2 separate regions of the Homo sapiens genome follow, and region 1 is linked to region 2. A link is an interaction called in ENCODE POLR2A ChIA-PET data of the cell type or tissue named here. Cell type or tissue: HepG2. All regions are shown on one strand.

The links. ChIA-PET counts read pairs that join two places held together with the same protein. Peaks named below come from ENCODE experiments on the same cell type or tissue, not always from the same donor. Only the 100,000 strongest peaks of a DNase experiment are listed, where the experiment ranks them.
Region 1: POLR2A ChIA-PET joins it to region 2 with 5 read pairs; 4 of 35 experiments call an interaction of 5 or more read pairs at or near these places.

Annotation. Positions count from the first base shown.
Region 1 is chr3:151,256,817-151,261,816 of GRCh38, forward strand. The region is part of intron 16 of MED12L (mediator complex subunit 12L); the gene reads left to right. The region is part of intron 1 of P2RY14 (purinergic receptor P2Y14); the gene reads right to left. Among named protein-coding and RNA genes, the nearest start is that of P2RY14, 19 kb to the right of the region's middle. In HepG2, no CTCF peak of the experiment used is centred here; no DNase peak of the experiment used is centred here.
Region 2 is chr3:151,176,467-151,181,466 of GRCh38, forward strand. All of the region lies in intron 11 of MED12L (mediator complex subunit 12L), which reads left to right. Among named protein-coding and RNA genes, the nearest start is that of GPR171, 24 kb to the right of the region's middle. In HepG2, no CTCF peak of the experiment used is centred here; a DNase peak (open chromatin) is centred at 2,005.

The DNA.
Region 1 (5,000 bases), 80 kb after region 2:
TTTTTTTTTTTTCTTGGTGGGAAATGACAGAGGTTTTTTTTTTGTTGTTTTTTTTTTTAAATGGGTCATGGGGAAAATAGTGTTTGAATTTGCTAAATAATCTCTTGCCATTTGCCAAATCAAATATCACTTATCAAGTCCACATATGAAGTATGTATGATTTGCCAGGAGTTAGGATACTTAACCCTGTATTAGAAGCACATGGATTTGAAAACAACAGAAAAGCAGCACGATACAGCTGCTTCTGAGATACAAGAAATGGTGTAGTTTTAAAAAGAAATGCTTATGAGAGATTTTAGACATTTTTGAGCTGTTAAGTTTTCTAGAACCATTTGGAATGATTTTGAAGTGACCTCGCCTGGAAAGCATATTTATGTAGTTTCTTTCTCTGTACCACTTATTCTTCAGCTTCAGTGTAATTCTCAGTTTACTGTATGCCAGTTGGCATGTTGTAGTTTAAATATTTTCAGAACCTTTCCACTGCGTATTAATCTCTTAGACAGTTGAAACATTTGTTGACCTGTAGTCCTGTTTTTTTAAATTGTTTATGTGAGAAACAATATATCTGAATGATTAAGAGCATTGTCTCCAGAATAGATTGCCTTAGTTAGAATACCGGCTGAGTTACACATTAGCTTTGTGTCATGGGGCACATTACTTAACCTCTCTGTGCTTCAGCACCCTCATCGTTAGGAGAATCTGTACAAAAGTGATTATAATATCTACTTCAGAATACTGTTGTGAGGAATATTGTTCTGTATGCCTGGCACATAGAAGAGAAAAATAAATATTGTCTGTCATCAGTATTATTTCGTATATGGAGAACTGAAAGGAGCTTCAAGATTTGCATTGTGTGGGCTTTCATACCATCTTCAAGAGATGATTTTTTGGAGAAAACATGCTTTTGAAATTCAGTGTAAACATGGTATTTATGGAGCTATATCTCACAACAATTTTCCTCTGGCTTACATTTTAGACCACCTTTTGTTCAAGTGTCATGTGGACCACTTGGCTTAGATGAGAGTCACACAAATTTTTATATTCCAAGTTCCTCCTTCTCTCTCCCTACTACAGCCTTTGAATGGCAATTAATATTGCTGCTTCCTTCCCCACCTTCCCTCTCTAGCTTCTTTTAGGCATTTTGTAAATAGATAACATAAGAAACAATTTGTTTTGGCCACAAGTTCAATTTTTCTGGCATAAAGCTGTATTTATTTTTGATATTCCTGATTAGTAAAGGTGCAAGCCCAGTATCTATACCATTCCAATCTGTGGGTCCCTGAGTTGCTCCAAGGCATTTACAGGCAAACTCCTGGGATTCATTTTCTTCCACAGGCCCAAAGTGGGAGTTCCGATATGGTATGAGACCACTGTGAGATGGATTAGAAAGATCTGGAAGCTAGATGGGAACTAGCTCGGGCATAATCAAGTACTCTTGACCCTCACAATTGTTGCTTTCTAATATAATTTCACTAGTTCTTCCCACTTTCTTTAATTCTGTTTGTTGTCTTGTTGCTGACAAAATAATTTTTAGTACTTTCTAATGTGGTCATTGTGTATAAACCAGGTGAAGAAAATTTTCTGTTATTTTCTTGAAGAATAAAATAAAAAGACTGATTCATGAAATGCTATCTGAGGCTGGCCCTGGGTTAAATTCCAGGGTATCCCTTGCAACAGAACAATGAGAATTTTCACATTCTTAGCTGTTTTTTTGAATGACTGCTAAATCTCTAGGGCTGTGGTGCATCCTGAGGAACTTGAGGATTTTCCTTTTCTACCTTTGTTCACTTTAGATCTAGCCTCAACAAATAAACATCCTTGGGCTTTTTAAGAGTCCAGCCTGATCAACATGGTGAAACCCCGTCTCTACTAAAAATACAAAAAAATTAGCCAGGTGTGGTGGTGCATGCCTGTAGTCCCAGCTGCTTGGGAGGCTGAGGCAGGAGAATCGCTTGAACTTGGGAGGTGGAGGTTGCAGTGAGCTGAGATCGTGCCACTGCACTCCAGCCTGGGCGACAGAGCAAGATTCTGTCTCAAAAAAAAAAAAAAAAAAAAAAGTCCTTCCCTACTCTAAGGTAGAGGAGGCTTTGTGGATGGGAGCTGTGGATTCAGGTTGTGTGTGCTGTTAGCCTCTGCAGGCTTCGCCTTTGCCACCTGTGAAATGGTGCTGATAAGTGGTGCTGCACACACATATGTAATATGTATGTATTTACTATTAGCAATAAATCAAATTTAATTTTTAAACGCATTTGGGAAATGACATACTTTAAATATACTGGAATAAGGAGAACCTTTTTTAACACATGGACTGAAAGGTTCACCTAAGGTGGTGCCTCTGCATATTTCAACTCTTTGTGTTTGATTAGTTATCCTGCTGTAGGATTACGGCCACACAACTCTCTGAGAACAATGGTTTCTGTGAGGTGCTATCAACCTCTGGCTTTCCTTCAGAAATAGGCACTCCTTTTGAACTATGCTATATTTTTCTTAAAGCCTTTAAGATTTAAGGAGGAATTTTCTGATCTGAGGTACAGAACCCCAGGAAATACTTTCAGTGAGATTTTATTCACCAAATGCTTAACCAGTACTGATTTGGATAGGGTGGTCTTCTAACTTATTAGTCAACCTGGACACTTTTGAGAATGAAAAGAGGACTTAATTACATGGGGACAGCAGGAGTGAACTGGGTCTGTCTCAGGCAAACTGGGGTATGTGTTCACCCTAAGAATAAGTAGACACTGGATAATCAGAATAAACTTTTCAAATACTAAAAATTTTTTGCAAGCTCAGGTCTTCATAAACATCTGAAAATGAGCCTCAAGATAGGTAGGTTTTACTTTGTCCCTCTTTGCAGTGAATGCTACTATGTGCAAATTTATTGAGCTTCTACTGTGTATAAATACTCTGTGTTAATCTTTCAGAGAATTCTTCCACTTAAACGAGCTCATAGCATTTCCAAACAAAAGTTTAGAGTCCTGGTTTATAGTTCTTGCCCCAGTGCATTCTTTTTTCACTCTGTTTATTCTATTTTAAAGCTGATTCCTTCATGACGTCTCTGACTGTGTTAGTTCATCCTGTTCTGTCCTTTCTGTAATCCTTGTATTTTAATTCTAAGTTTGGAAACCAATCCCCTTTTGGTATGTGGTAAATATTTTCTTCATGTGATACATAAAAGATTGGTAGGCATTGTGAAGTGGGGAGCTCGGGTTATTTTGTATTTTGTTTTTGTCAACCACAGCATTCAGCTCACTGCTGGGGATATGGTGATGGGTGGGACTGGGGACACCATTGGTGGGCTTAGGGTAGCAGATCATGAGTGTGTTTCAGTTGTGGAAAGAATGAGGGCTAGTAAACTTAATGGACACGGTGTTTAAAAATAAAGAAAAGAGCCGCAACGTCACCTTATCTAGCCTAATTAAATTGTATGGACTTTCTGTTAAGAGTTGATACAGCCAAAATGCATTATGAACTTATGTTAACCTCTCATTTCCTTCTTAATCTAGGTCTACTAATATCTTTTAAAAGCCAGTTTTTGTTGTTGTTTGTTTTTTGAGACAGGGTCTTGCTCTGTTGTCCAGGCTGGAGTGAGGTGGCATGATAGTGGATCACTGCAGCCTTAAACTCCTGGGTTTAAGCAGTCCTCCCATATTAGCCTCCCAAGTAGCTGGGACTGCAGGCGTGTACCACTGTGTCCAGCTAATTTTTATATTTTTCATAGAGATAGGGGTCTCACAATGTTGCCGTGGTCGGTCTCGAACTTCTGAACTCAAGTGATCCTCCTGCCACAGTCTACCAACATGCTGGAATTACAGACCTGAACCACTGCACCTGGCCCTAAAGCTGGTTTTTAATGACATTTTACATAAGTACAGCTCAATGCTGACCGGCTTTGTTTCCCAGTGATCACTTTTCTGAGGTTTGTAGGTATTTGGACCTAGTCTTTAAAAGGTAAATAACTGTATTCTTGTAAATAACTGTAATCTTTTTTTTTCTCTTCAGAATACTGTTCCTGCCTTAGTTGTATTCAGACTAAATTATACTCAAAGCTGAGACGTTTCCAGTAAAGTCAACATTTATCTTTATCTTGACGGCGTCACATCCATTTTTCTGGCCTTCCAGTTTCCATCTCCCCAGACTGATTTCCTTGATGGTGTGGATGTGTATGGTGTCTTTGGTTCTGTGTGTTGCAGGGCAAGCATGGCCTGAGGATCCCTGTGTGTTTAACAATGGAATGTCATCGGCTTTTGTTTTTTTGGAGGGGAAGCATCTTGATTTTCAGGGCCATGTTTATTTATGCATTTAATTCTGAAATAAGAGGGGGTGCAATTTTATAAACTAAATTATACTGTTCCCCATTCTCTTTTGGAAATGCCCATGAATGAGACAGATTAGAGAGGTATTTTGCATGAACGAATGATGGAGAGACCAAAAAAAAACCCCAAAAGGCAGAGGTGGAGATACATTCACAGCCACAGTTTTATCCTAATATCAAAGCTGGTTTCTAATCTAATAGGATATAAGGAATATGATAATATTTGCAGGATTGAACTGATAGTCAAGTGTAGCCTACCTGGAATTGTGGAGGGTAAGAGGGATGGTGGCCATGGCTTGCTAGGTAATTCCTGGGTAAGTAATGGAGAAACAGCCATTAGTTTTCATACATTACTTCCGTTAGAGAGGTTGGTTGCTTATCTTCAGAATAAAGTAAAAATGCCCACATAACTCCTTAAGCTGGTGGTTCTCAAAGTGTGGTTCCTGGGCCTGGATCAGCATGACCTGAGAACTTGCTGGAAATGCAAGTTACCCAAGACTCCCAGACACCTCCATTCCTGAAACTCAGCCTCTGGGGAGGGGTCCAGTGGTACGTGGTGTTTTGTTTTGTTTTGTTTTGTTTTGTTTTGTTTTGTTTTTGTTGTGTTGTGTTTTGAGACAGAGTCTTGCTGTGTCATCCAGGCCACAGTGCAGTGGTATGATCTTGGCGCACTATAACCTCCACCTCC
Region 2 (5,000 bases):
TGGAGGACATAAATGAAATTGCTCTATGCATAATATTCTACAGGATTTTTTTTCTTTTACTGCTTAATATTGTTCATCATTTTTTTCTTGTTTATTTTTTTCTGGTCATGGTGCTCCACTCTTTTATTACTTCTAATAAAGTTTTCCAGTTAATTATCTGGGTGGGTGGGGGTGGGGCATAATCCTTTTATGCAAACTGTAGTGACACATTGCCATATCCTTTCAGATATTTATTCCTGTCTCTTCTCATTGGTTAACACTTTCAAAATGATGCTAAGTGATAGTGTTGAGGCCAGCAGCCTGAACTTATTAAATGAGGAATGGGAATGCTTCTAGTGTGTCACACTTGGTCAACTGCGGAATTAAGTCAGTTACTTATATTAATTAAGTGCATCTGTAAACTTTCTCCCCATCTACCTTGTTTATTCCTTTGGTTTAATGTAACACAGTGTATTACTTTTACTCTTTGATTTAAAAACAGTCGAACCTACTCTACACCAGGCACCGTGGAAGGTGCTGAAAATAAAACCGTGAAAATGACAGTAAGTCTAGCATGTGTTAGAGGCAGAATAAAGGGGATTGTGCTCTAGGTGATATCATATGAGCATCTGGAAACAGAATAAAGTCTTTGGTAATTCACTCCTGTGGTTTTATTTTCTGTGTATCAATTAGATTAGAAGTCCAGCTTGTCCCTAGAGAGGCAGAAGTCAGGGCTGGAACAGAGGGTGGCAATGGCTGGCCGGAGTGGTGCTGGGCAGCAGGGATCCTGGGCCTTGTGAGCCACTCAGGAGACTTACATGTAACGGTGATCCTCCTTTTATAAGTAATCTTGATTTACCCGTGATGTGAGCAGCAGCATGGTATAGCAGAATGTATGGGGGCTTTGGAATTAGGACAGCCTAGTGCTGTTTTCTAGTTCTGTGCCCATGACCATCTTAACTTCTTTGAACCTCAGTTTTCTTATCTTTGAAATGGGAATAGCAATACCTGCTTTCAAGTTTATTAAGATTAGAGATGATGTGTGTAAAATTTCCAGTACTTGCTCAATAATTTTTGTTTTTGAGACAGGGTCTCACTGTCGCCTACAATCATATCTCACTGTAGACTTGAACTTCTAGGCTCAAGCTCTCTTCCCATCTCAGCCTCCTGAGTAGCTGGGACTACAGATGTACACTACCATGCCTGGCTTTTTTTTTTTTATTATTTATTTTAAATGGGGTGTCACTACATTGCCCAGGCTGATCTTGAACTCCTGGCCTCAAGCCATTGTTCCTGCTCGGCTTCCCAAAGTGTTGGGATTACAGGCATAAGCCACTGCACCTGGCCAATAAATATTTTTTAATTACTGCTAACTACCTGTAGTTGGAAATTTAAAACTGTTAATACTATTATTGCCATGATTATGTGTTTTAATTTATGCCAGGGCTGGGCCTATAGTTTGTTATTTTTTCTTTGACCTTAACTTTATATGCCAGGGTTCAATTATTCCCTCCCCTCAAGCCTACCTCTTGTTCTTATGTATCTCATTCACCTGTTATTTAAAGCTAGGGAGGCATGCTTACATTGTTCAACTTCTTACTATTCGTTAGAAAGTGCCACAAGAATGGCTTGAACCTGGAAGGTGGAGGTTGCAGTGAGCTGAGGTTGTGCCACTACACTCCAGCCTGGGCAACAGAATGAGACTTGGTCTCAAAAAAAAAAAAAAAAAAAAAAAAAAAGAAAGTGCCAATATGAAAAGCTGCCTGTTTCTGCCCCATGAAGACCTGAACCCTCCTTTGTAGTGTTTGGAATGAAGTACTTCCTTTTGGTTATTCTCAGTGGTGCACCTCCAGGGTGGTACCTGAGCCTTCCTAGTGTATATTTAAAGCCAAAAGCTGGAAATCTAATAGCCACAAAGCTGTGTTGTGAAATGTGCATGTTACATAGGAGTAAATATTCCAGCTCAAAAGGGAGCAGAATACTCTGAGGCTGTGTAAGCATTGAGGAGGGTGGAGTCAGGAGAAGCCAGAGGTGCTGGGGGCTCACACAAAAGGCCATTGTGTATTGTGTACGCTGGAGGGAAGGACAGAGTTACCTACCCAGGTTCTTTTGACACACAGGTTTTGCTTTACCTGTTTGGTTCATTTCCACGAGTTATGTTGTGGGAAGAGCTCCATTACTTAGCTGAGTGACCTTGGACAAGTTATTTGCTATCTCTATGCCTTGCAGTTTCCTTATTTGTAAACTGGGGATAATATAACCAGCTTATAGGTTGTAAAGATTGAGAGAAAGAATTCCTGAAACACATTTATTGCAATGTCTGACTGTAAATTGGGTAGGCACTCAGTACATGTTAATTATCTTTATTACTACTACCTGTAAATTTGGTAATCTATCATCATTATTGATTTTCAGTGTGATTAAACCCATAACTTAATCTGCAAGTTATTTTATATTAAATTTTCATTAGAAGCAACTGAAAAGATTTACATGTAACATTAAGACTTTCAATTTTTTATTTTTATTGTGTCTGCTATCAGTCCTATGACTTTAGTCCATGACTAGAATAAGCAATAAATACTGTAGAAAACCTATTCTAAAAATGAGTTTTTGGCTGGGCGTGGTGGCTCATACTGGTAATGCCAGCACTTTGGAAAGCTGAGGTGAGCGGACCACCTGAGGTCAGGAGATCTAGACCAGTCTGGCCAACATGGTGAAACCCCATCTCTACTAAAAGTACAAAAATTAGCCAGGCGAGGTGGCACCCACCTGTAACACCAACTACTTTGGAGGCTAAGGCAGGAGAATCGCTTGAACCCAAGAGGCAGAGCTTGCAGTGAGCCGAGATTGTACAACTGTACTCTAGCCTGGGTGACAGAGCCAGACCGAAAAAAAAAAGGGCGGGGGGTTAATCATAAGAGAAACATATACTTTATTTGGTCAGGGCTGGTCTAGACCTTTGGCATCTGAAATGTTTTACAGGACATTGCACCTAATGAGTACCTGATGGAGTGAATTTTGTTTTTCTTATGTCCAAAGAATTGCCTGAAATTTTCACTGCCTCTCACAGCTCCAAATGCAGACTATAACAATAAAGCTGAGAGGATGGGGTACTGTAATTACCCCAAGAAGGGGAAGGAGCAGTAGGGGTACTGCTCCTGGAAGAAGGAAAGCATGGTGAGAGACACTGTCTGAGGGCTGAGAACGACCCCTCTTGGATAGGACTTGGGATTTACTGCTGGTCATGCACCATTGACCTTCCTTTTCCTGTGTTCCTTTGGAAGCCTCTGCCATCTGCCCTTATCTGTATGTCTTTAATCAGACATTGAAATCTGGCCCATTAGCCTGCAGAAAAAATGGAAATAAAAACAAACCAAAAATTTTCATAGTTCCATTGCTGAAGACATTCAATCTGAGAAGTTAGTATAAGTCATTGTAAAACTTCTTTGATAGTATCATTTCTTTTAAAGTAGGCGCAGAAGCTGTCTATTCCTTTATTCCCACCACTCTAAATATCCTAAGGAAAGGATGGCATCACTTGGCAGGTTTTATGATATTTAAGAAATAGTGGACATTGCATTCTTGGTATCTAGCTAGTATTGGAAAATATTTATTGGTTAAATATAAGATTTTGAAATGCATAACTTTTTATAGGCATAATTGATAAAAGGACAAGAAAATTTTTGTGCTGAAATTTTCTATTTTTTAAAAGCTCAGTCTTTTCAGCAGCATTTTCCTCAAGGTTTTAATTTCTGGGTTTCTTAATTCACTTAATTTCTAAAAATCAGAAATTGGGACTACAACTGCAGCAGGTAGTCCACAGGAATTTCTTCAGGTTGAGATCTCAGATGTCAGTAAGTTGGGACAGATGTATGCTCCCCTCCCAGGAGATACCGAAGGGGTGGAAGGCTAGACTTACTTATTCCTCCACTCTAGAAATGTCTTGTTACTTTATGATTACTTGTCTTTTAGACGTTTCTCTCTAGAAGGTGAGCATTTTGAGGATAGGGACAAGATCTTTAAAATTTTTGTTTCCCCATGCCTACCGTATTATGGGCACTTAAAAAGAAAGCACATTAATGGGTACTTTTGGAAGTGAATTGACTTCCTCTTGGAACCTGTTTTCTATTTCTAGCACATTCTGCCTCCCAAACCCCAGTGGTGACATCTGGATGTGTTCAAAAGAACTCTTTTCTTTATGTGTGCTTTTCTATGCATCTCTAGGTGAAGACGTGTCAGTTACTTAAATTGGGTGAGTCAAATCATTGAGAGACAAGTGTACCTTTCCATATTCATTGGATTTTTATGAATCTATTTTAGGAAATTATCAAGGACCCAACTCTTCTGCACAGACTTGGAATTCCAGTGGACATTTTGTAAATTTAATTTCCTTCAGTGCACAGTATACACATAGATACAATGTTTGCTTTATTTCACTACATTGTTTAACATGTAAGCAACTACCCTATTCTTCTTCCAAAGAATCGACCAGTTTCTCTAGTAAATTGTTTTCTTTGCAAGTCATTTTTATGATTAGTAAAAAAATTCTTTCCTAAATGATTTTAAATTCTTAAGTGATTTTACTTTTAAAAGATTAAAAAAAAAACACTTCTGTTTTCTCGGTGGTTAAGTTTGCTGGCAATCTTTTTTTAAAGCCATTTGGAGATTTGTCAAAATCCTAGGCTTATTTCATATTTGGAATCAGCATCTAAGGTTATTATGTTATAGATATTTTTTAAATATGTATTTTATCTCTTTGGTATTAAAAATAATATATGTTCGTTTAAAATTTGGAATATATGCAAAAGTTTAAGTAAAATGAAAGTCACATTGGTGGGTATTTTATCTCAAGCATGTTTAGAAATGTAAAAGTGAAATCTATTCTTTTAAAAATAAAAATTGGTAGTTGTAATTTCAGCTCATCATTAGTGCTTTTATATAAATGTAGAAATCATTGCCATGTCTTTCCTTCCATTTTTTTTTTTTTAAGACACAGGGTCTGGCTCTGTTGCCTAGGCTAG